Regions from separate parts of the Mus musculus genome. Here all the other regions are linked to region 2. The links are chromatin loops, found by intact Hi-C in ENCODE. Cell type or tissue: heart. All regions are shown on one strand. Region 1 overlaps Spg20 (spastic paraplegia 20, spartin (Troyer syndrome) homolog (human)). Region 2 holds the start of Rfxap (regulatory factor X-associated protein). Region 3 has its middle 5.8 kb from the start of Supt20. Region 4 overlaps Dclk1 (doublecortin-like kinase 1). Region 5 holds the start of Smad9 (SMAD family member 9). Region 6 holds the start of Ufm1 (ubiquitin-fold modifier 1).

Region 1 (5,000 bases), 310 kb before region 2:
GGCCCTTCTCCAGGATCTCTAGCCTGGTGCGGACGTTCTGAAGCGTTTCCTTCATTTTCTGTTGCATCTGCCTGGCAGCCTCCCACGCAGGGCCTGTGTGCCCCGGCTCTGCAGCCGCGATGCTGATGCCCCTAAGCAGGTGTCCTATTCCTTGCTTGTAATAGTTCTTTGCTTCTTCCTTCTGCCCTAACTCGTCCGTGTTCAGTCCTTTATTAACAAACATAAAGGCCTTCTCGTATGCTTCCTTGATGATCTTAATTTCAGCAGGTTCTCCATTTTCTGGTTCTCTCTCCATCTCTGCAAGACAAGAATCATCACCTGCCATTAACCAGTTAGCTCGCAGTGTACTTAGCCCTCTTTCCTATGAGAATAGATTTCAAGGACAGAGGCCTCTCTTATCTTCTGTCCCTTCAAAGAAAGCACCCAATAAGTACGTGGTGAGTTGATAAATGTTATTGGTAGCAGTAAAGAGGGCAGGAGAGGTGGCTCAGTGGTCAGCTCCAAACTCAGGAGGGCCTCTTCTTGAGTGCTAACCCCAGTGCTGAGAAGATGGATCCCTGGGACTCATTGGTAGACTGCTAGTCTACCTCCTCCAAGACAGTTCTAGAGCCTGTCTCAAACCAAACCAAACCACATGGTGACCAACCCCTGATGAACATCACCACCCACTGACCTCTGGTCTCCAACGCATGCATACACCAGAGGGGGGGGGGCAATAGAATATCCATAAAACAAAGATATACATGTGCCCTAAGGGGGGGAACATATTCAGCTTTTAGAAATTACACATAAAATAGCTTGGATAGAGAGTTTATAAAGTTAGAGAAAATGCCCAGAATGAAGAGCAATGAAATGAAGGAACAACAGGAAATAAGAATAAAATGCGGACATTCTTTTAGAAAGCCCAATGTGAGTTCTAAAATGCTCCGAAATGCAGAATAGAGAAAAATGACGGACAGAAGAGTAAGGGGATTAACTCACAGAGAACAGATAAATCCAAAAACCAGAAGCACAAATTCCCAGGTTTCAACAGCTGTGACAGAGGCTGGAGAGCGAGCGGGCTGCCGCGCCAGGCAGGCTTCAGGACAGTGTCTTACACACTTCCTACCCTCTCACGTGGTGAGTGGAATCCCAAGCTGAAGCTGGAATTCCCAAGGTAGTTACAAAGTGACAGAGCTAGACTGGAAAGTAACCCAGAAAGCATCCGGAAACAGAAACTGACAGTGTCTGGTGTGCTCCTAAGTTTTAGGAAAAACTTATACAATTCTGGGAGAATTTGGGGTTTTATTAGTAAAAATGAAACATTACAGTGATAAAAACCAAAACAATTAGTAACTCCAGGGAAGACAGATGCCAAACAAAACCAAGAGAGTAATTGGGGAACACCCTGCTTCAGTTTTATTTCAGTGCCATAATATTAAAAATAGTGCATCTTGATGTTAGCAGATGACACACTACACTACACCACCCTGAGAGGACAGGAAGACAGGATGGAAAGTTTGTGTGCGAGGATGAAGGAGGTAAAAACCTCGTCTTTACTGCAGTGCCCATGACTGCACTGCAAAACGGAGCAACACTAGTATGCTACTGAGAGATAGGAAACACTAAGAACTGGGTCAGAAGACTGATCCAAGCTGCCTTGGAAGGGAGACAGGTTGGCTTACAAAAGTAGTTAATTCTTCATGTATATAGTGAAGCTGAATTACTTACTTTACCAAATAAATGAAAGCTTTGCAGCAGTCATGTCCAGAAAGATTACACTGGGGGCCACAAAATTAATTTTTATTTTCCAGGAACCACTAACAAAGTAAAATGAAACAGGTGAAATTTTAATGATAGCTTTTATTTATCAAATACAGCCACACTATTATTCTGAGTTGTAACCACTATAAAAATGATTTGTAAATACTTTGCTTTTCTTTGTGTCATGTCTTAGAAAGACAGCCTACACTGTACTTAAGAGTTTATGTCAAGTCCAATATGTCTGACAGCTAACAGTCAACTGTCACATGTGCCCCTGCTGGTCACTGTGGACTCCTTACAGCTTCTCAGGACAGGAAAAAAAAACCAAAACAAACATCAAGGAATAGAAGAGTGCTTCTATAACTCTACACAATGAAGGCACCACAGACTTTAGTAGTGAGACTTCCTAGTAGTGAAAAACGAGCCAATAGAGTGGACTTTAAGACAGTGGACAAGACAAGATCAGCCCCCAATTCAGGAACTAGCATATACAAGTGGCAATATAAAAACCCATGTTTGTCCTATCCTGGGGTCACTGCTGACACACGTTCCTTGCAATCTATTCTGCTGTGTCATAATGCCTTAGGCTTCCACGGATTCCAACCCCTTCCTCTCAGAAGCCACAGGACAAACATTCCATACTTCATTTCCCTTGGGGCACAAGAAGGCGTGAACTTAGGAGAGTGTAACCTTCTGACAGTGCCATCTATGAAGCGCTGGGCTGCAGCCATGGCTCTGTGGCTTTTGGCTTCTGGGCAGCAGGCTGGACTCATGTGCTCAGAATAAACAGAGAATCAAGCAGTGCCCAGGCATATCTGGGCACTGAAAAAAAACTGTGGAAAAAAAAAAAAAAAACTCTAAAAAAAAACTGTTTACCAAATGTCTCAAAAAGATTGAAAAGTTAATGATTTCATATGCTTTAATTCTCAATGTTGGTTACAAGAAAGTGGAGTGCCAATCGAAAGTACTAAATAAACAGTGCTTTCATTAGCTTAACAGTCCAATCACCAAGTCACGAACCAATACCTGCTCTAGATAACAAGGGTGGACTTTTAAACATATTCACGCTCTCTCTCTGTCTGTCTCTGTCTCTCTCTCTGTCTCTCTGTTGTGTGTGTGTCTGTGTTTCCCTCTCTGTCTCTATGTGTGTGTGTCTGTGTTTCCCTCTCTCTCTGTCTCTATGTGTGTGTGTCTGTGTCTCCCTCTCTGTCTCTCTGTCTGTCTCTCTCTCTCTCTGTCTCTCTGTCTCTCTCTCTCTCTGTCTCTCTCTCTCTCTCTCACTTGTGTATACAGATCTCTGCTTGTAAAATGTTGGCAGTCACATGCCCTGGGGCCTGGGGAGGTCAGAGGACAACTGGGTGTATGTCCTGGTCTTTCACCTTGTCTGAAACAGGGTCTTTTGCTTCTTTTTGTTTGTTTGTTTGTTTGTGTTTTCCTGTTTGGTAGACAAGGCTAGCTTCTGGGGAGTCTCCTGTCTCTGCCTCTCATCTCCCAATATGAGGGCAGAGATTATACCTTTATACAGGTTTGGGGGTTTTTGAACTCAGGTCCTCAGGGTTAGTGTCCTCACTCCTGTTTAAATTTTCTAATAAAAGATGTAAGAAACACCTACTTTAAACTCAGCTATGTATGTGGTTCACTCTGCACCAGAAGTAAAGTTCTGATTAAAAATACTTGGAAACTCAGTTCTATTCCACGACAGAGAAAGTAGCAAATAACTGTGCTTATGGGGAAACAGCCAGCAACAGGAGTTCTGATGCCAGCATGCCTGGTCTGTTACAAAACGGGGAATGGGAAGGGTTTGTTATTCAGATTATATACTGGCAGGTTAACATTTATAGGGTACAAAGTGATTGTGAAGTCTGATTTTTGAACTATTCTAATTTTTTAATATTTGTTTTTTAGTATTTTTAATTATGCATATGTGGGGGAGGGGAGGTTCCGGTGAAGCTGGAAATGGGCACTGGGTACTCTACAAGTGCAGATAACCTGTTAACTGCTGAACCATCTTTCCAGTCCCATTATTCAGACTTTTAATTTAAATATAGAATGATGAAATAAGGCTAATTTACTCATCACCCAGATATAACATTTTTAAAATGAAAGTAGCAGATTTTCGTCTCTCTCTGACGTGTACAATATTTCATGATCAACTATACTGAGCATACTGTACTAAGCTACATCCCTCACTCCTCCTATCTGGGTCGGGAACATGGGGGACTGATTGTCAGGGAGGGTTCAACTCTAGAACCATTCCAACAATTCTTTCTTGCTTGGGAACTGTATGTTTCAGATTGTACCGCGCACCACGTGGGCAACAAACCACATTCCTCAAAATACAGAGGTTTCCTGTTTCAAACAAGTCCTCCACAAACACAATTAAGACCATCAGGAAGGCACACCAACCAAGACCAGTTCCCTCAGAACTAGGAGCACTCATTATTCACTTAATTGCTTCTGAAAATTTTAAAACAGTTGCTAAATTCTTAGGTATCCGAGGGTCATTTCATCGATCAAAAACCGTTCCGTTTATAATACAACAAAGCAAATCTCGAGGATCCTTAAGCAATCCCACAACCATGGGGAATAACGGAACCAGCCGTACACTAGAGCAATAAAGTAGCCTCACAAAACCACACACACTCCCAGAGAAAACTTTTCTAGACCTAAAGTTAGGCCTCGGGGGTCCTTTGAGATGCTGGAAGCCAGTAAACTTGTATCCCAATTACCAATGCCCGCTCCATTCACTGCCAGTGTTGTGGCTCCTGGCGCTTTCAGCTGCCAACGTTGGACAAGCTGTAGAGGAGCAAGAAAGCCAGTGGGGTTTGGAGAGGGAACAGTGGCGGACGCACACTAGGGATCACCAGAGATCAGGGATGGGAGGATCCGAACCAAGGGACAAGCGAGGATCAGGGATAGGTAAACGCACACCAAGGATGCGCGGGGGCGCAGGATTGAAGGACCAGCGCCGGGGATAAGAAGGGACCAAGGATGGGAGGGCCAGCACCAGGGATGCGCGGGTTCCTGGGGCAGGAGGATCTAGGACCTGAGCGCCGCTCCCCGGGCCAGAGCTGTAGGAGACGAAAGATGGGCGAAGGCTCCTTCAGTACTAGCTGGAATAGCCTCAGCAGGACTTCTGGAAACTTCCTTGGCAGAAGGGCTCTCAGCAAGATGCCGCCTGGACCCGGGCCGCAGCCCCCACCCCCGCTGGGCGTCCCGGGGTGGACCCGGCTCACAAAGCCCCGCGTGACGCCCTC
Region 2 (5,000 bases):
GACTTTTACACCTTTTATGATGACTACTTTTGGTGGAGTTGAAATGCTGTTTTCATTCTGCATTTGTGTAGTTCGGTGCTTTGTTCAAAGTTAAGTGTTTTCAGAAAAGTATGTTTTGCATGTATTTTTTTACAGTCCAAATTTTGACTGCTGAGAAGTTTCTATTGTAAAAAACTTCATTTAAAAGGTTTTTCTACTGAATCCAGGGTATTCTGAAGATCGAAGCCTGTGTGTAAAATGCTACCAGATGGCAAAAAGCAACAATAAACAAGTTTGATTTAAAAAAAAAAAGTTAAATGGCATAAATCCAGAATTACCCTGCAATCAAAGATAAATGTAAGTGGTACAAAAAATGAAGCCTTTTTGTAACAATACTAGGATAAAGGTAATCTTATAAACTAGGTGCGTGATAGATAAAACAGAGTTGTGTAAAAATCTGTGACAGTAAGATGGAGAGGTGGCTTCCTTGCTCAAGAGTTTACCTTGCAAGCATTATAACATACATTTTATTCCCAAGACCTCACTAAGAAAGAGACAGAGAGAAACATGGAGGGAGGGAGAGAGGGAGGGAGGGAGGGAGGGAGGGAGGGAGGGAGGGAGGGAGAGAGAGAGAGAGAGAGAGAGAGAGAGAGAGAGAGAGAGAGAGAGAACTGGAGAGAAAGCTTAATGGGTAACATGCTGCCTTCCAAGAATGAGGACCACAATTTCATCCCAGCACCCATTCGGAAGCCCACCATGGTCATACATGTCTGCAACCCTAGGAATGGGGCAGGTTCTACTGCTGGATTTACAGAGTTTGTCAAACTAACCAATCAGTGAGCTCTAAGATTAGTGCATGTGGTTGTTTCACTGTGCTTGGCCCAGGGAATGGCACTACTGGGAGGTGTGGCTATGTGGGAGAAGGTGTGGCCTTGTTGGAGGAAGTGCATCACTTTGGGGTTGGGTTTTGAGACTCTTCTAGCTGCCTGGGAGTCTTCTGTGTGCCCTAGAACAAGATGTAGAACTCTCCGCTTCTCCAGCACCATGGACACTGCCATGCTTCCCACCGTGTCGAAGATGGGAGAGAATGTTTGCAAGCTACATTTGATGAGTAGTTAACATCAGAATGTCTGCTGGTGAGATGGCTCAGTGGGTAAGAGCACCCGACGGCTCTTCCAAAGGTACCACATAGTGGCTCACAACCATCCGTAAGGAGATCTGACTCCCTCTTCTGGAGTGTCTGAGGACAGCTACAGTGTACTTGCATATAATAAATAAATAAACAAACAAATAAAGAATTCAAACAAAGGCTGGGCGTGGTGGCGCACGCCTTTAATCCCAGCACTGGGAAGGCAGAGGCAGGTGGATTTCTGAGTGGATTTCTGAGTTCGAGGCCAGCCTGGTCTACAGAGTGAGTTCCAGCACAGCCAGGGCTATACAGAGAAACCCTGTCTGTCTCAAAAAAACAAAAACAAACAAAAAAGAAAGAAAAGAATTCAAACAAACGTAATAAAAATAAGTAATAACAATAATAATAACCTAATAATCCTATTGAAATGGGCGATGTAGTTGGTTCACAAAGGAAAGCATGCAAAGACCAACAGGTGTATGTAATATACATCCCTAATCCTGAAGAACAGTGTTATCTATCTCATCCCAGATGAAACGGTTATTATCAGAGATAAGATATCTATCGAGCACTGGCGGGGGTTGGGGGAATACGGGAAAAGGGACCTCTCCTACACTGCTAGTGTGAACGCCAACCCGAGCACCCACTATGGAAGACAGAGAGCAGCTTGTGGGGAAAATAAAAACAGAACTGTCACATGAGTCAACAATCTCATTACTGGGAATGTCAGAAAAGGCAGGAGCGTCCGCACTGGGTAGAAACCCTAAGGCGAACCAGAGCTTGTGAGCAAGCTTTCCTCCATGTCCCCATGGGACTTGACTGGGATGCATTAGCCAAATAAACCGTTTCCTCCTCGAGTTGTTTCAAACTCCTCTTCAGGCCTCTCGGGAACCTAATCTATCCAGAGACGTTCCAGGAGAGACGCGTTTTGAACCCGTCAGGGAGGATGGGTCCAGGCAGAAAGTGTCTCCTGGCCGTCCTCCAGTCTCCATTCTCCAGTCTTTCCAACTGGTGAGCGCCAGGCGAGCGGAGGACAGCTGCGCATGCGCAATCGGGACTTCTGTCAGCCGCTCCGCCCCGCCTGGAAGGAGACAGGGTTTCTCTGTGTAGCCCTGGCTGTCCTGGAACTCACTTTGTAGACCAGGCTGGCCTCGAACTCAGAAATTTGCCTGCCTCTGCCTCCCGAGTGCTGGGATTAAAGGCATGCGCCACCACGACCGGCTGTCAGCCGGGTTCTTGGTCAGCCTGCACCTAGGAATCGCTTGCGGATGGCCGCCGCGCAGGCGCAGTCGGTTCTGTCTCGCACCTGCTCAACCCCGCCCCTCTCGCCGTTCCCAAGCAGAGGCTCGCGGACCGCTACGGCGCACGCGCAGTGCAGTGCTGGCGGTTCGGCTCCGGGACGTGCGGCGGGCTGCCGCTTGTCGAGTACGGTTGTGTTTCTCAAGAGCTGACGGGCCGCGGTGGCGGACCCGGGCTCGGGCGGCAGCACGGAGGCGCAGGCTGTGCCCGAGGGCTCGGGGCCGAGCACCGCCAGTCCCCGGACGGCCCCTCCGGTGACGGTGCTGGTGATGCGGCAGGACGAGGCCGAGGCGGACGGCGCTCTGAGGCCGGGCCTGGCGGGGAGTGAGGCGGCGGCAGACGCCGAGGACGAGGCGGGGGACGACGACGCCGACCTGCTGGACACATCGGACCCGGCGGGCGGCGGCGAGAGTGCGGCCAGCCCGGAGGAGCTGGAGGACGAGGACGCGGAGGGTGGCGGCGCAGCGCGCAGGCGAGGCTCCAAGACCTGCACGTACGAGGGCTGCCGCGAGACCACCAGCCAGGTGGCCAAGCAGCGCAAGCCCTGGATGTGCAAGAAGCACCGCAACAAGATGTACAAGGACAAGTACAAGAAGAAGAAGAGCGACCAGGCACTGGGCTCTGGCGGCCCGTCCGCGGCCAGCACAGGCAACGTCAAACTGGAGGTATGCTTGCTCCTCGGGGCCCCGGGGCCAGGGCAGATGGGTGCCAACCTACTTGGTACACACTCAGGGTCTCCCCAAGGGCTCATCCTCTGCTCCAGCTGACATGGGCACTTTGGAGGTGATCTACACCTCTCCTTAGTAAACCCTTCCCAGTGTCTACCCCGAGGCATCCGGCACATTGACACACCCTGTTGGTTTTCTGTAACTTTGGTGACTTTGTTTTTTTTTCTTAGACTCCCTGGCCCCTGAGAAAAGTTGGATTGACAGTGGGGTAGTAACTTACAGCACACATGGGCGTTGCTCGGTTGCTTGATTCAAGTCAAGCTTGGAAGAGAGACGCCAGTGCCCTGCAATTGGGCTTCTGCTGCTAGCTGTCTGTATTTAGGTCCATTATTCATCTCCCTTAAGTCTCGGCTCCCTCGTCTTTTGCCCTTAAGATAATGCCCAATTAGTGTTTCTTCGGATTTATTTTGGTTAGGTGAAAATTATAAGTGGTGTGCATTTCAGCTCAGACCCAGCAAAGTCCACCTAAGTATTAGAGCTGTTTAAAAAACAAAACAAAACCCGTAAAAAGTAGAAAGACTCCTTACCACAGAAGTTCCTTTTGAAGGGGAACTTCTAACATTTGTGGAAGTTTGGCCTAGATGACTCAAAATTATTGCTACTATAAACGTCTGATTTTTGTGGTATTAGCATTATCCTACCTACACAGTGCAAGGCCTGGAGTTGTGAAGACATAAGGTTCTCTACAGTCAAGTCAGCTATAGCATTCCATGTACTGTGTATGTAAAGGAAGCGGTCCTATAAATAGGGTAACTGGGGAGAGTTAGAAGAAGAAAAAAATCTTCGCTTTTGTGATACTAGAATCCTCTTTTAGAGTTTTTAATATTTTGAGACCTAAAACATGTATGTATGGAAACCTTCTTATAACAAAAGTTTGCTAAGCATCTCACGATAAAGGTGCGACGCGGATGTTTTAATAGACAACTCGGAAGCCAGTAGATAAAAGGCCAAAGCTTTCCCAGAGGCAGAGTGTTTCACTTAACTTCAGCAGCATTCTTTTATGTGAGGAGAAGTTCAGTGTTTAGATTCATTCATATATGGGATTAAGCATTACTAATTTGAAATGGGATTCAGTGTCTCGGGGACAGGTTGCTGTTGCAGAATTTGCCTGTTGGCTCTGTAGTGGTGGCCTCTTAGCTGTGATTTCTAGCCCCTTCCACCCAGTTTACTCTGAAAGCTGTTTGCTTCTGTAACCAGTATTTTACTGCCTCTCTCTTCTTGTGGGTGTGAATCAGGTATGAATCCAGTATCTCATTAGCAGTAGATTGCCTCTGAGTTAATTTATTTTGTCCAAAAGCAGGCAGACTGTTTGGACTAAAGATTGCTCCGTGTGAGATTTCGGTGTCACTTGTCATTCTCTTGCAACAGTGAAAACAGGCCACAGGTATTTAAACTTCCCCTCTGCCCAAATAGCTTCAGTTTGAGACCTTGCAAGAGACTGCAGATCCTAGATTGGGAAGCCTGCAGGGAGGAGGGTGCCTGCAGGGAGGAGGGCATTTACTTAGAAATGACTGCCAGTACCTGTGACTTATCTACAGGCCTTCCTAAAGTTCCACAGAACCTGAACCTAAAAAAGGAGAAAGATCAAAGAGAGAGATGTTCATTATCACTGAAATACCTGCTGTTGTGGATTACAACACCGTATTAAATGTTTATCTTTGATCCCAGGAAAGCACAGACAACATACTCTCCATTGTCAAACAGAGAACAGGATCCTTTGGTGATCGCCCTGCAAGACCTACTCTTCTAGAGCAAGTGTTAAATCAGAAAAGACTGGTAAGTGCTTGTTGAGTGGTTGTAGATCTGTTAGTGAAAACCGCTTGTTTTCAGTGGAACTGTTTTTCCAGAACTGCATTGTGTCACTG
Region 3 (5,000 bases), 120 kb after region 2:
TGTCATGGTGGTTCATGCCTGTAATCCCAGCATTCAGGAGAGACACAAATCTAAGGTTTGTATGTTACACAGTGACTTACAGGCTGGACTTACAGAGCAAGACACTGCCTCAAACAAACCAACAAAAAAGCCATTCATGAAGACAATTCTGTCTCCACTGGACTTTGTCACTGACTCTAGGTGAGCATTGGTCTTGTGTCAGAAATCAAAACAGCCTAGATCTGAAACAGAAGTCGTGAGAGTACAACAGATAACCTCCTAGACAGAGTAGCTGGCAATGGAGATGTCGGCTGACTTTCACAATGGTAGATTAAACCACAGCAAACATGCAGATTTCATTCTGTAAGGATTTGATGATCATGTTTTTGGTTGGTTTTTGTTTTTGTTTTTCTGGCCCTTAGGCTATTTTGCTCATGGTTCACAGTGTACCTTTGCACCACCTGGACTGGGCTAGCATTGCAATAAGGATAGAGCAAGGCTCCAGCACAGGTCCTGGCTGCTGCTGTTGTTGTTATTGTTATTATTATTGCTCTGGCTGACCTGAAACTTGTTATAAAGACCAGGTTGGTTTTTAAAACGGCAGAAATTGATCTACCTCTGGCTCCTGAGAGCTGAGATTAGTGCAGACTACCACAACTAACCCTACACTGAGTTTTAAAACATCAATATCAGACAGTATCAGACAGAAAGCTGTTCCAGCAGAGGCCCACCCTCTCTGGCCCTCAGAGTGCTAGTGATGCCAGTCACTGTCAGGGATCTTGATGTCCTGAGTGCCCCCACATTTGTGTGTCTCAGTTTTGTGGTTGAAGGCTTGGCTTCCTAGCTCTAACCTGGCTACATGCTATTTTCTTGAGTTTCATTTTCTCCCCTGCTCCCTAAGTCTTGCCTCTCTGTAGCCGGTCCTTATCACTGAATTCAAGGCATTCTTCTCAGTGTGAAGTGAAGGCTAGGAGAGAGGAGTCACAGTACTACCAGCATGTATAAGGGCTTAGACTGGATTGAAGACTGCCTGGAGGCCTTGGTGATGGGTGTTGGCAGCTTTCCCCCTCTCGTAGGCAGGGTCCTGCCAGCCAAGGCCTATGGACTGTCACCAGGGCCTGAGATAGTCCAGAAACTGGCACGTGGCTTCCAGTCCGTAAGTATGTGGTCAGATGTTCTAGACACTGAGATGTAAAGCACTTGGTTTGCCCTCCTAGAATGTGCCTTGCTAAGGTTGAGCTTGAGGTAGTCTGAACTCCCTGTAATTCTACTGCCTGATGCTCTCTATTTGACTTGTTTTGTCTCCCCACTTAAAGAGGTCTGCAGTTAATAAGCGTAACGGCCTGGGTCATCAGCCCTTGCATCCCTCCTGAGCCCAGCTTTTGACTCTTTCCTTTTTTTGTTATCTCTTCATTCTCTTTCATCCCTGGTCTCCCTTGGGACCCTGTCCAGAACCTTGATGAAGCTGGTTCAGGCCTTGTGTGGATACCGGGTGAGCTGACCACAAAGGTGGTAATTAACAGGGAGGATACAAGATTACCTGGGTACTAGAAATTTAGTTAAATATTTGAATATTAAATATTTTTGCTCAGCCCCTGGTGTTCACAAGATAAACTCATCTTTGATATTGTTATGGCATATCCACCAGAGAAGACTCAAGACACAGGTTTAAGCCAACAGAAAGTCTTTATGAGCAGGACAAGCCACTATCCTGGGTGTTTGGGATCCCAGTGTAGCCCCAACCTTTCTCAGGGCAGATTTTTAAGCACAAAAACCATATTCTGGGTTGACACACTTGTTAACATGAACAGTTAGCTAGAAGCAGAAGCCAAAAAGCAAGGTAAGTACATTTAGAAACTTTTCCAGAACTATGGACTGTGGTTGATTAGGTCTTTGTTCAGGTTTTTAGCCATGTGAGCATTACATAATGGAGTCAGTTATGCTAAGATCAGGATTTCTTGTTTGTTTGTTTGTTTTTCGAGACAGGGTTTCTCTGTATAGCCCTGGCTGTCCTGGAACTCACTCTGTAGACCAGGCTGGCCTTGAACTTAGAAATCCTCTTGCCTCTGCCTCCCAAGTGCTAGGATTAAAGGTGTGCGCCACCACTGACCGGCCTAAGGTCTGGGTTTCTAATAAGGTCTGGGAACCTGTTACTTAAGGCCCTGTGTGGTTTGGTCCGTCTGTGCCCCTATTTTCACACACTGACCTTCTACTTACTAACCCTTATTTTGTCAATGATGTTTTTACTGTTACTTTCCAGAAGGATCTCCCAGGCTTGCTACAGAGCTGTAGATGCCTTTGAACTCTTGATCCTCCTGCCTCCAACTCCCAAGCTGCTGTCATTTCAGGAATTTGCCATTACACCTGGCCTCAAAGTTGATTTTTTAAAAATAAAAGTTCAATTAGTTTCACATTTATTTTATTTTACTGATTGTTTCTCATTAGGAAAGTTGCAGTGTCATTTTCTCATCGTGACATTAAAATTATTTAGTAGACTGGTTATTCTATGTAGCCACTAGAGGTCAGGACTTCACTTAAAAATAAGTATTGCACTGGTTGTGATAACAGATTTAACTTTTGGCTTGTGAAGGAAGGGTTGACACAATATTGTTTTCTGATAGTTCCCTGTATTTGTCAGGGTCCTTCTCTAGAGTAACAGAATTTATAGAATAAACCTCGATAGATAGATAGATTGATGATAGATAGGTAGGTAGGTAGGTAGGTAGGTAGATAGATAGATAGATAGATAGAAAATGGATGGATGGATGGATGGATGGATGGATGCATGGATGGATGGATGCATGGATGGATGCATGGATGGATGGATGCATGGATGGATGGATGGATGCATGGATGCATGGATACATGGATGGATGGGTGGGTGGGCTGTGAAGTTCTGCTCTTCCTGTTTCAGCCTCCCAGTTATTTTGACTGTAGGCCTGTACCACACTGGCCTTGAACTTCTGATCATCTTTCCCCAACCTCCAGAATATCTGGGGCTGCAGATGTGTGTCCTGTCTTAGTTGGCTCCAGAAGCACTTTTATAAATTGTGGGGTTTGGTCAGGGCCTAGTGGCATACACTTATAATCCCAGCACTTAGGAGTTGGAGGTAGGAGGATCAGGAGTTCAAGGTAGTCTTGGCTATGCAGCAAGTTTTAGGCCAGTCTGTACAACATGAGAGATCCTATCTCAAAGCTCAAAGAAAAAAAATCTTATATGATATTTTGTTGTTTGATTTCCAGTACTGAAAAATTGATTGAACCCAGGACCTACTTCATATAAGCAGATCTATCACTGAGCTATATCCATGCCCTTTTTAAAAGTAATTTTTGTGACAGGGTCTCTTTGTAGTTCAGGCTAGCCCAGACTTAATGAGTCTGCAGTTTCAGCCTCCTAAGTACTGGAATTAAACAGCACTACCTCCTTTGGTATAATTAATCACTGACAAATGATCTAACATCACAATTTGTTAGGTAAATACTTTGTTTAAACATAAAAAAAAACAGCTACTGGGATAGTTAATGAATTATCAGTGATTTCCAATGTCTTTTGCTAGTTTCTCCATCTTCCAAAATAAAATTTAATATTTTCTCTTTCAGTCACTTTTCAGAGAAAGCTCATAGTTCTAGAATGAGGTATTATATATAAATATAAAGTTTACAGAACATTAGAAGTTGTGTCTGTTTTGCTTTTTGAGACAGTCTTACCATGAAATGTAGGATAGTCTCAAACCCAGGGGCTTCTCTCCTCAGTCTCTTAGAGCTGCTGTGACAAGCGCACACCGCCACGCTGGGTGCTTAGACAGGGCTGAGCATCCCACCAGGCACCTGTTAATTCTGTTTCTATAACTTCTGTTTGATAACCATGTAGACAGCACGAGAAATCGTATTGCAGAGCTGAGGATGAGTGGTGGGCTTCGGCACTCAGCACATAGAAGCAGAGGGCTTCTGAGTTTCAGGACAGTCTGCTCGACATAGTGAGTTCCAGACCAGCCAGGTCTACATGGTGAGACCCTGTTGCAAAGTAAAACTCAGAATGTGTGTGTGTGTGTGTGTGTGTGTGTGTGTGAGAGAGAGAGAGAGAGAGAGAGAGAGAGAGAGAGTTGTATTTTGCCAGTGGTAAGAGAGAACATTCACACACAAAAGGAAACCTTCGCTCTCATTTAATAGGGTATTAAAGGGGAATTACTACGAGTAAACTACAGTGGGAAGCAAAATAGCCCATCAAGAGCCCTTGGAGTGACTGTTGAATAAACACACTGGCATGTTTGTATTGGGCTAGGGAATAGTTTAAGCACCTAGATTTTAGTTAATCCTGTTTCCCAAAGCAGTAATGTTCTCTATATTTGCATAGCAACCCAAGGAAGCCAAACAAAGATGGACTGCCAACAACAGAGGCTGAGTCAGATTGTGTGTGTGTGTGTGTGTGTGTGTGTGTGTGTGTGTGTAGTTTCAGATTAAACAACTGTATTGAGATTTAAACAACATATAGTTCCTCTTTAATTTTACCTCCACACAAAGAGTTAATATGAACATGGGAAATGAACCGAAAGTTACAAAGTATACAGGTGAGCTGTGTGAGCAAAGGACGCCTTGGGGGTGAATAAGACTACTGAATGATAGAACTGACTATGAAAAGGCTCTTCTAAAACTCTGAAGCCGTGACACGGGCCTGCCTGCATAAGATAGCCTCTGGCCTTAACAAATTGACAATTGCTATCCAGTCAACCCCTGGTTCTTCGGTCCACTACCTCATGTCAGGAAACTGCTAGCAGCACTTCCGTGTGTCTTGAGTCCACACATTCTTCCTAGGTTGCAATCACTCCCCTGTCCTCTGTATAATTTCATGCATGTTTACAGGCCCAGTTAAAGGTTCCTTTCCTTCACAAAGTGTTCAAGTAGATTAAAGTCCTGAGAGACATTCTTTTCCTCTGATATACATTTACAGAGTTTTGGTATACTTTACAAGCATGCAGGCTCTGTGCCTCATTGACTAGCTAGTTAACATCTGAAGGCAAAGC
Region 4 (5,000 bases), 550 kb before region 2:
GGGGTCCACTTGGCGCAATGATAAGAAGCATGCGGCAAACTCCCATGCTGCCCACTAGTGAGAGTCCTTCACAGAAAAGCTGACTTCTGCCTGATTAAGCTCTTCCCACCTGCCCCGGGGCGTCTCCTTTTCCAACTGCAGACTTAAAATCCTCTGCTATGAGCAGTGACCCCTGACTCTGAGATCCACCTCTTTCCACTCCACAGCGTTTCCATCCATTGCTGTCCCCGTGGCTCCCATAGGCACACCTCAAACTGATTCTCACCGGTACATGTCTAATGACACCTCTCGCCACAGCCCGGCCCTATTCTCCTTCTGACCGCCCTCTCCTCATCTCATCTAGTCTCCAAACCACTTCTGGCAAATTCTTTCCTCTTGTAGGTTCTCAATTAGCCAAATCAACCAACCTGACATGTGATACTGATGGCCTACTAAGTGCTCAGCTGTGTGAGCATTCATGTATGAGGAGGGGAAGAGAGAGGGAACCAGACACAGATAGATGGTGTTCAACAAAGTTTACTCATCTGTGTACAAATGAAGAATTAATAGACACTAGATCGGAAGTGGTATCGGAGATGGGAAGCGTGGGTGGTAAGCAGCAGACACTCAGCCCTTCTCACAAATATGGAGACTGGAGGCACAGAAGATCGCTGGCGTCTCCTGAAGTAACAGTGCATCGACCATGAGAAAGACCCTCCCATGCCTTCAACTGCTCTGAGGTTGGAAGCGAGCCACTGCTGGGCACAGCAATAGTAACACTTGCAGGCGACTCAGGTGGGCAGGGCTGAGATGCTCATCAGTAGAGACCCTGTGCGCTAAGAGGCAAAGCCTCAGAAGTGACCTGGAGGTTTAAGCCTCATGGACTCCGGATTTAGGGAAATAAACCGGAAATATTCAACGGCCCTCACCAGATCTTATAAAATGGCCAAAATAGCATGCTGTAGTTTGGATATGCATGCACTCAAGTTGTGTCAGCCATTCCTCAGTAGACCTTCAGAAACCAAGCACAGAGCCATGAACATCACAAATCCTGTGTGTGTGTGTGTGACGCTCCTCAGAGAGCAGCCGACACCATGATCGGTTCACAGCCTTCATATCTGAGCCTCTTTACTGGGAGTGGTAAGAGGGACAGGCGTGCCAACCACCTGGTGCTTGCCCCAAACAAGGTAGACTCAACCGCCTTTTGTCCTCAGACTCCTCTGATCAGTTCTGACAACATAAGCTCTGACTGGTCTGACCCCACTGGGTGTCCTTACTAGGACTGTTCAAGGAGACTGAGGACAAGGAATGACTAGGGCTGGAATATTCCGGATCAGTGGTATCAGCTTGAATCACAGAGACTAGGGGTACAATAAATAAGTACAGGAATACACTGCCATTCTCAAGGAAGAGATCCAACTTCAGATATCACCCCAGAGGTGTACCAGTGGCAGAAGGACATTTAATTTTTTCCCACAAGTGGATTCAAGGTGGGAAGAGGCAGTCCCGTAGCCGTGCTTGGTGAGAGGATGGCCCTGTTCTCCATCAGGAGCTGTCAACTGACACCCCAAGCACAAAACCATGTTCAGATGTGTAGATTACAGGAACCAGGATGGCCATTTGTCCCTCAAAGGAGGCCTTAATGGCTCGTTACTACAATTATCATAAATTGGCATCAATTTCGAACCTGTCAGTGAATTTCCATGATTTATGTTGTCCTTTTCCATATAACAAGTAAGCCCATGTGTGTCGTGGTTTGAATATGCTTGTCCCAGGGAGTGAGTGGCACTATTAGGAGGTGTGGCCTTGTTGGAAAAAAGTGTGTCACTGTGGGGGTGGGCTTTGAGTCCCTTCTCCTAGCTGTTTGAGTCTCTCCTAGTTCCCTTCGGAACAAGATGTAGAAGTCTCAGCTCCTCCTGCACCATGCCTGCCTAGACGCTGCCATGCTCCCACCTTGATGATAATGGACTGAACCTGTGAACCTGTAAGCCAGCCCCAATTAAATGTTCATAGCAATGGAAACCCTAGCTAAAACAATGTGTGATGATTTTATTATGCGCTGGTTTTCATTATTAATCCTTAATATTAGATTATAACTAAGGGGGAAAGCTACATAGTAGAATGCTTTCCCACTTTAATAACAAAATAGAAAATGTAGATGCTTGAAGAAACAACATGTAATACCACAATTGTCCACAGAGTGGCAGAAGAACTCCAGAAAAGTCAAGCTAGACTTGCAGCAATTATGCTGAATTCTACACACACACACACACACACACACACACACACACACCACCTTTTATAAGCTCCACTTCATAAAGAAATACTGCGAAATGACACTTGTTAGCAGAATCATGTGGGTATTCTAAAGCGTTATAAAATAAGCTTAAATCTTGACAATTTAAAATCTAACCAGAGTAAGAACTCCCCATGTGCAGAGTCCAGAGACTTTGAAGCCCCACCCATGCCTCCTCTGGTTCTCGGGTCCTCAGAAAAGCTCTCTTCTTAAGTGAAATCCATATGTGTTGTTTTAAAGACAAGGAACATGAGCCCTCCAGAGTTTAATCATTAGCCAACCTGTCCCCAATCTTTCGCAGGGCTCTGCTTAACAATGAAGCCTGGCAAATGGGTGTTCAAAATGTCAGACCATGGCGGAGGCAGGGGCCAATGGCTGCAAAGTGATGCCAAATGCCTTCCCTAACAACCATAAAGTGATGGATGACAGAGCCCTGACACAGAGACCTCAGCCAGCCCATCCCGTTCAGGGGGTCAGGGTCAGGACAGACAGAAAGCAAACACACAGAAAGGTTGAGAGGCAAAGAGCATCTATAAGGCATGGTCCTCAGATCTGTGCTGCTCATCTGAGGCCCTGTCTCGCCCTGCTTCCAACTCCAGTGCCAAAGGACTGACTCACTGCAATGTCAGCCCAAAAGGATACTTCTTTCTTTGAAAAAGATGCTGAGTCGGCTCCATGTCAAGTGGTGTTGATTCATGGGGAACAAACCCCGGTGGCCGCAGGCCAGCCCTGGTCATTTACCTCATTCAAGTCTGGGAAGCTGGAGCGTAGCAAGCCTTTTCAGTGTGTTACCACGCGGTAAGTGCTCAAAGTGATCTTTGTCTCTGCAGAGGGGACCGCATGCAGGCCGCTGGGTCCCTCTCGCAGTAAATATGAAGGATTCTCTGCACAGCAGTGGCGTCAGGCCTGCTGGATCCCAGCACACTGGCCCCTCTTTAACCTCAAGTAAAGAATGTTCCAACGTAAAGTCTGCCATCAGAGACATAATAGAATCTCCTAGTCTGGGGTCTGCTGGAAAAACCGTTTATTTTTATAGTGTGGTAAAAGACTCAGCACATAAAAGCTACCATCATGAATATTTTTATTACTTACGTATTTATACAACTACCACCACTGTATCTCTTGAACACTTCTTCATCTTTTGAAACTGAAACTAGCTTTCAACTTCCTCCTCATTCTTTCCCTCCTCTGACCTTAGCAGACACAGGCCACCTTCTCTCTCTGTGACTTTGACTGCTTCAGGCATCTCATAACCGATCATACAGTATTGGTCTTGTCCTCCTATAATATCCTCACGATTCATTCATTTGTAACCTGTGATGAAATTTCATTTTTTTTTTATCTTATTACTATCTTCTTGTTGGTAAGCTTTCATTGTTTGGGACAGCTTTCGTTTGCAGCAACCTTGAGCAGAAGTTGCAGTTCCAACCTCGCTACACATACACAGCCTCGCCTCCTAGCGACACTTCCAGCAGAGCAGTGTGTTTGCTACACATGAAGAATCCACACAGACGCGTCATTACCACATGCTGTCACGTGATCCATGGCTTCCACCAGGTTCTCTTTCAGCACTGCATATTCTGTGGCTCTGCATAAGCGTAGGGCGTGCACCCACTGTTAGAGTGTAATGCAGTTCACTGCCTCAAGAAAGTGTCTGTGTATCTTTTATTGGTAAATATTTATTTTTATTTTACTCATAGGCTTGCTTGCCTGTACGGATCTAAGTGTACCGTATGTCTGCAGTGCTCATGGATGCCAGAAGACAGAGTCAGATATCCGGAAACTAGAGCTCTGCATGGACCAAGAACAGCCAAACATAGGCTGCATCTCCTGGGCATTTCACAGTTCTTTACAAGCAGAGTTCAGATGAAGGATTTGCACTCAAGAGGAAACTAGGGGCTGTAAACGACAGCATTGGCTCCAGCCATCTGGCTTACTCGATCTCCTCTACTATCCAACATCCTTGGGCCTTGAGTTTATAAAATGTCACCAATCACCACCATTAGGACAAGCTACTCCGTGAGAAAACTCCATGTGCGATGACTGGGTGTCACTAGTGCCAGGCCGGAACCAGGGAGCCAACACCGTTCGTAACTAGTGACTACAGAACCATCTTGGGAGGTTCCCTTTGTCCATGGCCCTTGGAGAGGTGCCTGACTTTTAGCTCAGAAACATCTTTAGTCATCAAAGAGTCTGACAAAGAACAGCATAGACCGAACCGGGCTGGCGTCCTCTCATGGCCTCTGAAAGACGTTGGCAGCCGAAACTGGGCCACCGTTTAGTCATCCCCTCAGACCAGACGGCATGGTTGTGAGCCGGCTCTGGGTGGTCTTCATCCTGGGTCCGAGCTGAACAGAGCCTGGGGGATAATCAACAGCCTCACATGACCTAAGACCTCGGCATCTCGAGGTGGATGGGAGACACTCTGTCTCTCCTCCAGCCGCAACGCTGAGGAGGACGAGGGGGTGGCACAGTATTACCCTAGAATTCCAGAAAATTAGGAAGTCCAACCACCTCTGCTTTCCAAATCCTTTTTCTTTGTCATCTGTGTTCTGCCACCAGAAGCCTTTCGAGTCCCAGGGGGGGATATCTGGCAGAGAGGAGGGGGTTTTGTTGTGTGCCTTTCTCGTTTCTATTCATAGTTCTTTTCTTCTATTTTCTAGAATTATCCTGACCCAGCTCTCCTCCCTCCCTAGACTTCTCTAACATTCAAGCTTTGCCTTCC
Region 5 (5,000 bases), 52 kb after region 2:
TAAGACCTAGTCTGTGGGTGAAATGCTTTTATAGATTTTATTTCAGAAGGGACCCGGGTTCAATAAAGAGAGTTTTTCATTTAATTAATATTTATTGACTAAGTCCTGAGCCAAGCACTGCAGTTAACAGTAAAGGAGGGAATAAGGAAGAAATAGGTGAGCACGTTGTGCAAAGCGACATAGGCTCGGAGGACATACCCACCACTAAGGTTGTCTGAGAAAAGTCCGTGACCGTGACTATAGCACTTGGGCAGAGCCGACAAAATGAGGAGGTGTCCAGCAAATATAGGGATCTGATGGGAGGTGAGGCCAGAGGGAAAGGCATTCTGAGACTGAGCCTGGGTTCAAGGAAATAGGCCGATAAAAGGAAAGTCTGGGTTTGCGTGGGAAGCTGTAATTCACTCTTGTAACCCCAATGGGAGGCATGGGAAAATAAGCCTGGCCAGGGACACCCTGTATGAGGCAGACCAGGGGACCTAGGCTGGGTGCTGGCAGGGTGAAGACACATGAAGACGAAAACCCAGTTTGCATGGTCCTGATAACATCTAATGCTGGCATTACTCTTAAAATCCTAAGTACTTTATTTAGTTGGCACAGGCATGCTTTACTGGAATATTTGCTTTTAAAGGTTAGTTGATTGCCAGGGAATATTTGTTTATTTTTCTATGTCCCTGTTCTTACACAAACACCCCTCAGGTTAACACAACACCCTCCTGTCTGCTCACAGCATCGAAATAAAATTTAGGCAACTTTCCAAATCACTAACAACGGTAATAAAGGGAATAAAAACCCAACGGCCCAGAATTACAACAATTTGAGGAGATTCGTGCTTTCAACCTACACCCAGTTTGCTGGTTTATTCTGGATACACCCATTTCTGGATTCCTCCGTACGCACAAGAATAAACAGAAGTCTACGCTAAGCTCTGTCAAAACATTGGGATTTAATGCCATGTTTCAAAAAAAAAAATAAAACCCAAGAATATTTATATCATAACTCTGACCTTCCCACCCTGGGTAAGTATAATTTAGATCATATTAAAGCAAGATGATGAAATTGTTTTCTTGTACTAGGGAGGGAAGGTCAGATAGAATCAGCTGCCTTCATTCGCCAGTGACCATCTCTCTCCAACTCGGCAAAGAACGTTGCACTCTCGCCCATCAGAACCCAATTATTTGTAAAACTGATATTGAATTCTTTTATTCATACGAAAGAATAATTTCTTTGATTTTTTTTTTCTCCTCCTCCTCCAATTTGGCCACCTGGCCAGAAAAGATACACAAATTTACCATTTATTCAATGCTTAGATATCTGGGGTGACGTTTCCTATAATAGAAATGTTTCTTCTTTTTCTTCCTACATCTTAGGGTATCAGAGACACAGAAGTTTATACCAGTGAATATTTTCTGATTTGCCCATTAGCTGGGGAATATGTCAGTAAAAGCAAAAGAAATATTTGATAAAGAAAACACCAAGTGCCTCATGCTGACTTTAAAAGACTTGACAAGTGCTTAAGGTTAACTTTAATTTGTCTCTGATTTTTAGACAACTCCACTGGTAAGTGAGCTTGCTGGATCCAGACTAGGCAAACATTCTCCAAAGCATAGCTCAAACTGGGTGGGGGTAGGGGGGTGAGGGGAGGAGAGGGGAGCAACCCGACAAAGCCAACCACTCAAGCATAAAAGTGGGGGGCCTCAGTGTCAGGAAAGACTCAGAAAAGGCTGGCTTGCAGGAAGCTGCCTTGTCACCAAGGAGTCTGTTTTCAGAAATACTTGACACCTTGATAATCTTAGCATATTTTAAAGGTTCCTTATTTATAAACTACCACACCGGTTTCTTAACTGTGATGTCCTTGGATAATCAACCACAGATCTAAACTCATGTTCCTGGCTTTCTAAAGGCAGAGCATTGAATCCTGGTCGTTTGCTAGAGAGTGTGCTAGGGCTGAATTTTTATTTCCTTTTTAAAATATAAATGAATAGTTTTTTAAGTGTAAACATCCGAAGGCATTCCTTCTCATTGACAGGCATGCTAGCACATTTCACAACCACAAATCCTCCCGAGGAGTGGCCTAGGAAGCGGCAATGATTTAAAGGGCCGAAGACTACCGTTATTCTCCACTCCCGTTGCTAATTACATTTTTACAGAACGTCGTCAGCAAGCCATAAAAGTAAAAATGATTCCTAGTGTTCTGTGGCTGTGCATTTGACCGAATTACATACAATTTGCTTCCAAAAGGAGATCCACTTCATTTGTAGGTTATTTCTCAGGAGGACCAGTTCCAGTCCAGAGATAGGCTGACGCTAACGGAGGACCTCAAAACTATCATTTTAAATTGCCATGGTAGAGAGAGGGAGAGAGGGGAGGGAGTAAGAAGTGCAGCGATTAGCCACCCTTAAGAAGGTTCCCCACACGCCTCCCACAAGGCCGGCGTCAGTCAGTCGCCTGCATCTGTCCCCACCTCGCCCCCTCCTGTCTGCGCAGCGCTGGCACCCAATGGTAGGCCCAGGAGAAGACAAACACAACCCAACAGCTACAGACACTCAACATTCCTAACTTTTTTTCTTCTCTTTCTCACTGTGTATGCCTCAAAGGTAAGCAGAGAAGGAAAAAAAAAATGACATGAGTATGAAATAAGGCTTCGTAGCCAAGGGTGCCCTGGAGTTTTAAAATCTCCCCCAGAGTCACAATAACTACCTTACACGCACTCACACTAGCCTCTTTACTGTCATGCTCTGCAGCAAAGGACTACTTCCCGGAGCTGAGCTCCAGGGCGCCTGTCCCTGGGTACAGGACAGTGTGCATCCTTCTGCACTCGGCCCACGCGCATCCCGCATCCCTGCCCACGCCCCGGGTCACGCGTCGCGCCATAGGTCCCAGGTGCTGGGATGCCGCGGAGCCCTCGCACACTACAGACACCACCCAGGTTCTCCACGGAGAACCAAGTCCCACGCCTGGGGACCTCAGGGGCCTCCCGAGTGCCCACGCCCGCGGCATGGCAGCGCTTACCTGTCCGAGAGGTGCCACGCGTGCCCCCCGCGCACTCCGGTTGCGCGGTAGCTGCAGGGTCGGCCGGGCGGCGGCGGGACCGAGACAGCGGCTCCAGAGGCGTCAGTCAGGCTGGAGCCTCCTCCTCGGCCGCCCGCGTGAGTGCGCCGCGCTGGAAGGGCGCCAGGCGGCCGTGCGCGCAGCCCCAGCCAGGAGGGGCCAAGCGCCCTGGCCGCGCCACGCTCCCCGCCCCGCCGCGCACCCGCCCGCTCTGCACATCATGCCTGCAGAGAGCCTTCAGGGACAGAGGAGTCTCCGGGTCATCCCCAGAAAATGTCCTTCCCACCTGGACAGGCTGTAGGCAGCAGAGGGAGGGGGGCGGTTGTCCTCCCCTCCCCTTGCTCCAGGAGAGGCAGACAGGACCACCAACCATGCCTGTCTCCTGAACCGCAGAGTCCTGGTCCCTGGAGGCCACGCTTACTGGCTGTCTGTTCCTCTGAGGCATGACTGGCCCTGGCATCAGCCCAAGAACATCTAAACGAGCTGAGTGGCAAGCAGAGTTTCAAACCAGTTCTATAATATGTAGGTTGTGATTTCTTATCCAGCGTAGAATACATGCTACCTAATCTACTCATGATATACATCATGGGCACGAGGAACCTTCCTGCCCAGTGGCCTGGCTATCTCCTAGGTTGCCTGCCTCTGAAAAGCCGCTTGGAAAGTGGCACCGGTATGCCGAAGGCCTTTGATCCCTCACCAAACCTCCTTATAGGTCTTCCAAGAGGAAGAGGATGGTACAGGGCCACCTCAGTCAGCCCCAGAACACAAATGTCCACTAAGAGGCCAAGGCACCTTTGAAATGTAAACGAAGGTCCTTCGGTTGAACTTCTTTTTCTAATCCTCAAACCTCCGCTTTCTGGAACACGGGTAGTTTTGCATCATCATCCAAGTGTAGCCTAGGAGGGCCTTGCTTGTAAAAACAGATCGCAGAAGTTTAAATGCCTCTTTAACTTCAAATCGAAAGTGTCTTTCTACACCTGGCTCATCTACCCTGCTGTAACCGAGCTATGATAGGTTTCTGATTGACCTGGAGAGGAAGAAACCCCAGAAGAAATACTGTCCGGTGGTGGTGGAACGTTCCAAGCCATGGGCTGGAAGAGGGCTGTGCTTTGTGTATATTTAGAGGCAAGTAAACTAATTAGGTTCTCTGAATCGATACCTTGCAGCTCAGGGATTCCACCCCCCTCCCAGAAATGATATTAAAGAAAGAAGTGATCCAATCAGATTCGGAAGAAGCACAAACTGTTGGAAGACCTCTGCTAAGCAGGCTCAAGCTTCCACAATGGAGGCTGTGAGTTCACAGAAGTCAAGAGACATGTAGGAAGGGGTAGGGGTGGGACGGGCCTTTGTGTGTCCTCTGCCCTTTCTGGACTTTACTCCCTAAAGGTTAGGGAGATAAAACAGTAAGACCTGGTGGGATTCAAGAAAGGGCAAACACCAGCCCTGGAGAAGAACACACGCTGATGGATTCTTTTGACCACCCTGGTTATAAAAATTCTCCTCTCTAATCTATCTTCTTCTGCGTTTTTTTTTTTTTAATCATATAATAGGAACATAATTCTCTTCCACCACAGCACTGTGTTACAGAAATGCACAGGAAACCAGACTGTCAACAGTTGTGATGAGGTGGTAATTCCCTTATAAATTTGGTTAGGGACCTGAAAAAAAAAAAAAAGCACAGCTAAAATTTTCTGGGAGAATATACCAATTGGGAAGACTGTGAGCATCCTTGCTGTTCCTACTTCTGCCCACATCTGTTAGACGCACAGTGCTACAGCTGGGCTCCGAAGTACCCTGCAAATCTGTGTATGAAACACACCTGCCTGGGCTCCAATGAGTGGCAGTGTTGGGAAGTGGTTTGTTAGAGAAGTTTCCCTTACTGGCAACATAAAACTGAAGAGGGTATAAGTACCCTGGCTCCTTCTCTGGATGGCCATGAAGTGACCTCATCT
Region 6 (5,000 bases), 940 kb after region 2:
TTTTCAGCAAATTAGAGGATCCTTTTGTTATAAAATTTGCCAATTGAAAATGACTTGATAAACTTTTTTAAAACACAAAACATTGAATGTATATGACTCTATAGTGTTCTTTCTAGAACCAAGGGGAAACTCTCAGGGCACTAGAGATGGCCATTCTTGAGGACACAAACATGTGGTGGCAGTGGAGGAATTAAAATGGAAAAGAGTATTCTAAACAGCCACAAATAGGTGCTTCCCACTATCTTTTGATAATTGAGTGGAAATGAAGACATGACCACACCTAGGTATTGTTGAAGACAAGGAGTTTATTGTAGATATAAGGGAGAGTTCAGCTAGAGGCATCTGGATGTGTCTAGACTGAGCCTGGTCATGAAAGAGGTGGGGAGAGTCAAGAGAGGAAGAAGAAAAGAGAAGAGGAAAGAGGGCAAGTAGACCAAGCGAGAAACTGAGGCCCAGACTATAGACTATCAAACATGGGGTATAGCACAAGAAACAACTGACACATACATAACTTAGGGGACTTAAATCAGCAGCTTGGTTTGGTTAGGGGAGAGGTGGAGCCACTTGGAAGGAAGCTCATATATGCCCCTCCCAAAATCTGTTCTAAAGTTGCCTGTAACATTCCAGTCTCAGGTGTGTCTTAGGAGCCTTCGATTTTATTTTGATGCAGTACGGTATTTCTGGAGTAGCCTTAGCATCTGACTATTGAAGTTGCATACCATTTGGGGTTGAATCTTGTAGTCACTGTGTTGTGTACATATAACAGAAACTCTGAACAAAGTAAGTTTGTTGACTATTCATGCCCACTTGAGTGGCAGGAGGGCTGTCCCTGCCATGCTCACAGACTTCTTCTTAAGCCCTTTCCCCAGAGATGGGGCAGGCCTGGCACCTACACTTCCCTACTGGGCTTAGCTGCCAATCCCAACGCTGAGGAAGAATAGCTAGGAGCCCTACTACAAGGGAAAACAAACAAACAAACAAACAAAAACCCTCCACCAATTCCTGAGCTCGCCCAAAGATCAGACCATGTATTTCCTCCAATCCCAGGCCACCCCGGAAATCTCTGTCCCCATCTCACCCCTCAGGAAACGCTATACCAACCCCATGTTTTGCCGGGTTTTCTGCTGCTTGTCTGTTTCTCATCCTAGCAGAGGCAGCCACCCTCCTGGGTTCTCCCCTCCCAATGAATCTCCCGGGTGAAGTGTGTTGTGTAGTGTGACTTTGTGGTATTCCTTGGCTCTGGACTGCCAGGACGACTTTCCATCCAAGACTTATGGTGTCCTTTTCAGCGTTGTGTCACATAGTTCCATACTTGAGCAGATACAAATTTTATTTAAAATATATGTGTATTCTTAGAAACAAACCAAAATTTGTATTCTAACTTTGTGTTATTTCAATAGATGGCACGGGTAGACAGGTAATTTTGTCTTCAGAGACAAGACTTTAGTCATACACATTAACTATGTAGTTTTAGCTGTTAGAAGATACAGGCCTTGATATCCATATCTACAAGTCAGTATATGTCTCTTGGATTCACTACATGGCATACAGCAGGAGAATATTGGAGTGCTACTTACAGTCAGCACCAGAATTCTCACCTTTGGGAGAAAACATTATAGACCATTATAGAAAACATTACAGGAAAGATGAGATGTAGTTCCAATGTTCTTAAGGGAGCTTCTAATCTATCAGGATTTCTCATGAAGAATCCACCTGTCATTCTAAAGTTTGACTGGGTCTCCTCTTGGTTCAGTGCCTATTTCTGGCTTCATCAACTTACTGCAGTATATATTTTTTAAAGGTATAGTTATTGTGAGATGGAATGCTTATCTTGGCGTTTACATTGTGATAAAGATGAAAGACAGCTTTCCCCTCTCACGATAGAAATCCAACCGACTGACAGATGCTAAAGGACTTATGCCTGATTGCTTGGGATCACAGCCTTTGGTTATGTCTGGTGTACACAGTGAGCTCAGCCTTTAGTTTAGTGCCTGCTGTACACAAGGTTCATTGGTCAGCTGAACAAATGTACCTGATTGGCAACCTTGCATTAGAGTTAAAGTCTATTTGGACACATCAAGAACAACGGGATATAGTAATGATTTTTTTTTCCCTCCAAAACCTGCTAGTGCTAGGATACAATTTTTTCTTCTGGGCCCTAACAGGAATCTCAGCATAATTCTATCGTGATAACTTTCTTTTGAAATTATTAAAAAGTCTGTAGTGAAGTGTGAAGTATGTGAAGAAAACTATAAGGTTAATACGGATGGAAATCGTATTATCAGAAATGCTAGAAAGATCAAAGAACGTTGTTAGTTAAAGCAACTGAGTCCAGCTTCTCTAGTATCTATCTGTGCCGGCTGCTAGGTTGCTTAGCAACTCCGCAACGCTTCCTCATCCGCCCGGACCTTGAGTCCCGGCCCCAGTTCCGCCGCCACGTCCGGCTTCGACTCAGTCCCTACTTCCGCCGTAACCAGCCAGTGGGGACCTAGCGGCCGCTCTGTTTGACATCCCTTATATTGCCTGACTAAAAATGTGTCAGTGAACTACCAAAAGTAGAAACATATCCTCTCTCTACCATTTACACTTCAACTTGATACAGACACACTCAGAATGAAATGTCTAACTGTGGGCTATCGGCCTTCTGTAGCCTGTGAGCTCCGACACAATTTTCAGGCGCTGTGTGGATAGCCGCGCTGGAGGGCGACGTGGGCCGCGAAGGCCCCCGCTGCCGGCCATCAAGGAAGCGCGGCGGGCGGCTGGGCGCGGTGTGTGTCAGGCGGTTCCACCATGTAAGTATCCGTCCCTGTGTCCCGGCCTTAACCCCGTGGCCGGTCCCGACCGTAACGCCTTCTCGTTCTCTCCGGCAGGTCGAAGGTGTCCTTTAAAATCACGTTGACGTCGGACCCGCGGCTGCCGTACAAAGTGTGAGTGACAGGCAGGGCTGGAGCTGGCCGGGCCTGGCGGGACAGAGGGGGACAGGAGGAAGGGTGCGGCATTTCTGCTGAAAGCCAGTGGCCCCTCGCAACGCTCTGGGTGGGCAGGTGCAACGGGAAGAAGGTTGGACGAGGATGGAACCCGTTTACTTGATTTAAAGGTCTTTACCTGGACCAGCTGTTACCGGAAGTTAGGGAGGACTTCCCAAGTCTGGACTTTTGACAGGTCCGACCCGAACACTCTTAACTTCAGTTTTTTTGCTTTGTTGTGTATAAACACAACGACTGGGTGCCTAGGTGCTGAACTCCCAGTCACACACACTTGGATCTTTATAAAAAGTGCTTAGCGGGATTGGGAAATGGGGGTGTAGGACCTTGTGTCCTTGTTGGGCCCTTCCTTGTGCTTCAGCAGTTCAGTTGATGGCTAACACAGGTTACCCAGCTCCATCTTAGTATGATTTTTAAGTTGACCCCTTTTGAGTTCCTGCAGCTGGAAGACCTATGCTAACCTGCGACAGACCAGGGTTTCCATAGATTTCATTCATGACGGGTTTGGTGGCACCAAGGCCCAGCTAACTGAGCTGAGAGCAGCTGTCATCGTTTTCTGAAGTTTCCCACCCGTGATCCATTCAGCCTCGTGGCCTGTGGTTCCCTTATCTTTCCATGTCTAAAATGGTCTACGTATCCCTCGTCTCTCCCGTAAGGGCTCATTCTAAACGGTTGTCTTCAGATGGCTGTATTCTCTTCCTCTGGATGATGTACCGCAGTGTGCCTTCAACAATAAAAGTTAAAAGTTTTCTGTCACTTTTGCCTCCCTAGTGCCATACCCACTCATTTCGTGTGCAGACGAAAGTCTGTAGTCTAGGTTTTTTTTGTTGTTTTTTGTTTTTTTTTTTTAAAGATCGTTTCTTTGCTAACTCCCAGGAATCTGATAGCCACCTCTCTGATAGCTTGGAATATTTTGCTTGGTGAAAAACCAAATTTATGTTCTCTGCACTTAACTCTGTTCCTGAAGAAATTACAATAGTGCTGATGAGTTTTATGTGAAACCCTCATAACTGGCACTCGACTGTGCTCCCCTAAATTTTCTCATTTTCCTATCCACAGAAAGTATTTTTGTCTTATTTCAAAATTTCCACAGCTCCTTTTCCCACCATTCAAAAGAAATCAGAGGGGACGCCTCTCACTTTTATGGAATGCCCGTAAACATCTCCCATGCCTTTACAAGAAAGCACATAGCTACTGTTGGGAAAGCCCCTTTCTACAGTCTTCCTGCTTTGTTCTACTGAGGATTAGGTTATTAATTAACATTTGGAAGGAAAAATGCTAGCACAAAAAATTCATCTGCGCTTCTGAGAAGAGAAATCCAGGCTTAGCCCTACAAATGTTATATGACATCGATGTTTTATGTGTTGACAAATAGAAACGTTTTCTCTGCTAGAGAGGTGTCTGGTTTTTGTACTTAATTAACACTGCCTTTAACATTTTTATTTTAAAACGTTAGACGAGAAGCAATAAAATAGACCAAGGCTATAGAAAAGTTGGCCTTGCTGACAGATCTCCTCCTGGGCATACTAGCACACCTATAATCCCAGCATTTGTGAGGCAAAGGCAAGCTAATTCTCTGGGTTGGAGGCTAGCGTCTTAAAGACACAGTGTCTTTAAGAAGAGAGAGAGAGGGTTCATCTAAGTGTCTGTCTGCCCATGGTCTGCACTTTTACCAACCTGGGTGGAGCCATGGCTTGGTGGTTTATTATATGGAAGTCTATAACATTTGTCTTCACAAACTAGAAGAGGATGTCAGATCTCATTACAGATGGTTGTGAGCCACCATGTGGTTGCTGGGATTTGAACTCAAGACCTTTGGAAGAGCAGTCAGTGTTCTTACCCGCTGAGCCATCTCACCAGCCAGGTGAGATGGTTTGTTAAGAGCACAGCTACTTTTGCAGAGGACCCAGGTTCAATTCCTAGCACCCACATTCCTAGCTCACAACTGGCAATGACTCCAGTTCCTAAGGATCTGATGCCCTCTTCTGGCTTCTATCAGCCCCTCTACACATGTGT

The links. A loop is a pair of places that touch in the nucleus more often than their neighbours do. Peaks named below come from ENCODE experiments on the same cell type or tissue, not always from the same donor. Only the 100,000 strongest peaks of a DNase experiment are listed, where the experiment ranks them.
Region 1: a loop joins it to region 2, with 4 times the contacts of the local background. A loop is called at or near these places in 5 of 42 quality-filtered maps.
Region 3: a loop joins it to region 2, with 4 times the contacts of the local background. A loop is called at or near these places in 3 of 42 quality-filtered maps.
Region 4: a loop joins it to region 2, with 3.0 times the contacts of the local background. A loop is called at or near these places in 8 of 42 quality-filtered maps.
Region 5: a loop joins it to region 2, with 2.1 times the contacts of the local background. A loop is called at or near these places in 7 of 42 quality-filtered maps.
Region 6: it touches region 2 in a loop (9-fold over the local background); 4 of 42 quality-filtered maps call a loop at or near these places.

What each region holds. Positions count from the first base shown.
Region 1 is chr3:55,112,281-55,117,280 of GRCm38, reverse strand. Spg20 (spastic paraplegia 20, spartin (Troyer syndrome) homolog (human)) reads right to left here. Exons shown (of 9, transcript NM_144895.2): 2 at 1-297. The coding sequence starts at 295. Among named protein-coding and RNA genes, the nearest start is that of Spg20, 2.7 kb to the right of the region's middle. In heart, a CTCF peak has its summit at 2,030; a DNase peak (open chromatin) is centred at 2,440; H3K4me3 peaks cover 1,272 bases; H3K27ac peaks cover 2,704 bases.
Region 2 is chr3:54,805,271-54,810,270 of GRCm38, reverse strand. It overlaps Rfxap (regulatory factor X-associated protein), which reads left to right and starts at 2,480. Exons shown (of 3, transcript NM_133231.2): 1 at 2,480-3,072; 2 at 4,804-4,911. The coding sequence starts at 2,596. It also overlaps the pseudogene Gm10254. In heart, no CTCF peak of the experiment used is centred here; DNase peaks (open chromatin) are centred at 2,430 and 3,010; H3K4me3 peaks cover 2,776 bases; H3K27ac peaks cover 1,755 bases; H3K27me3 peaks cover 281 bases.
Region 3 is chr3:54,686,788-54,691,787 of GRCm38, reverse strand. No RefSeq gene overlaps it. Among named protein-coding and RNA genes, the nearest start is that of Supt20, 5.8 kb to the left of the region's middle. In heart, a CTCF peak has its summit at 2,484 (motif pointing right); no DNase peak of the experiment used is centred here.
Region 4 is chr3:55,352,157-55,357,156 of GRCm38, reverse strand. The region is part of intron 3 of Dclk1 (doublecortin-like kinase 1); the gene reads right to left. Among named protein-coding and RNA genes, the nearest start is that of Gm9831, 49 kb to the left of the region's middle. In heart, a CTCF peak has its summit at 2,139; DNase peaks (open chromatin) are centred at 2,916 and 4,486; H3K27ac peaks cover 588 bases.
Region 5 is chr3:54,753,704-54,758,703 of GRCm38, reverse strand. It overlaps Smad9 (SMAD family member 9), which reads right to left and starts at 3,122. Exons shown (of 6, transcript NM_019483.5): 1 at 3,010-3,122. In heart, CTCF peaks have their summits at 2,463 and 3,120; a DNase peak (open chromatin) is centred at 3,203; H3K4me3 peaks cover 2,113 bases; H3K27ac peaks cover 2,327 bases.
Region 6 is chr3:53,861,541-53,866,540 of GRCm38, reverse strand. Ufm1 (ubiquitin-fold modifier 1) reads left to right here and starts at 2,734. Exons shown (of 6, transcript NM_026435.5): 1 at 2,734-2,792; 2 at 2,871-2,927. The coding sequence starts at 2,791. In heart, no CTCF peak of the experiment used is centred here; DNase peaks (open chromatin) are centred at 2,440 and 2,740; H3K4me3 peaks cover 1,768 bases; H3K27ac peaks cover 1,500 bases.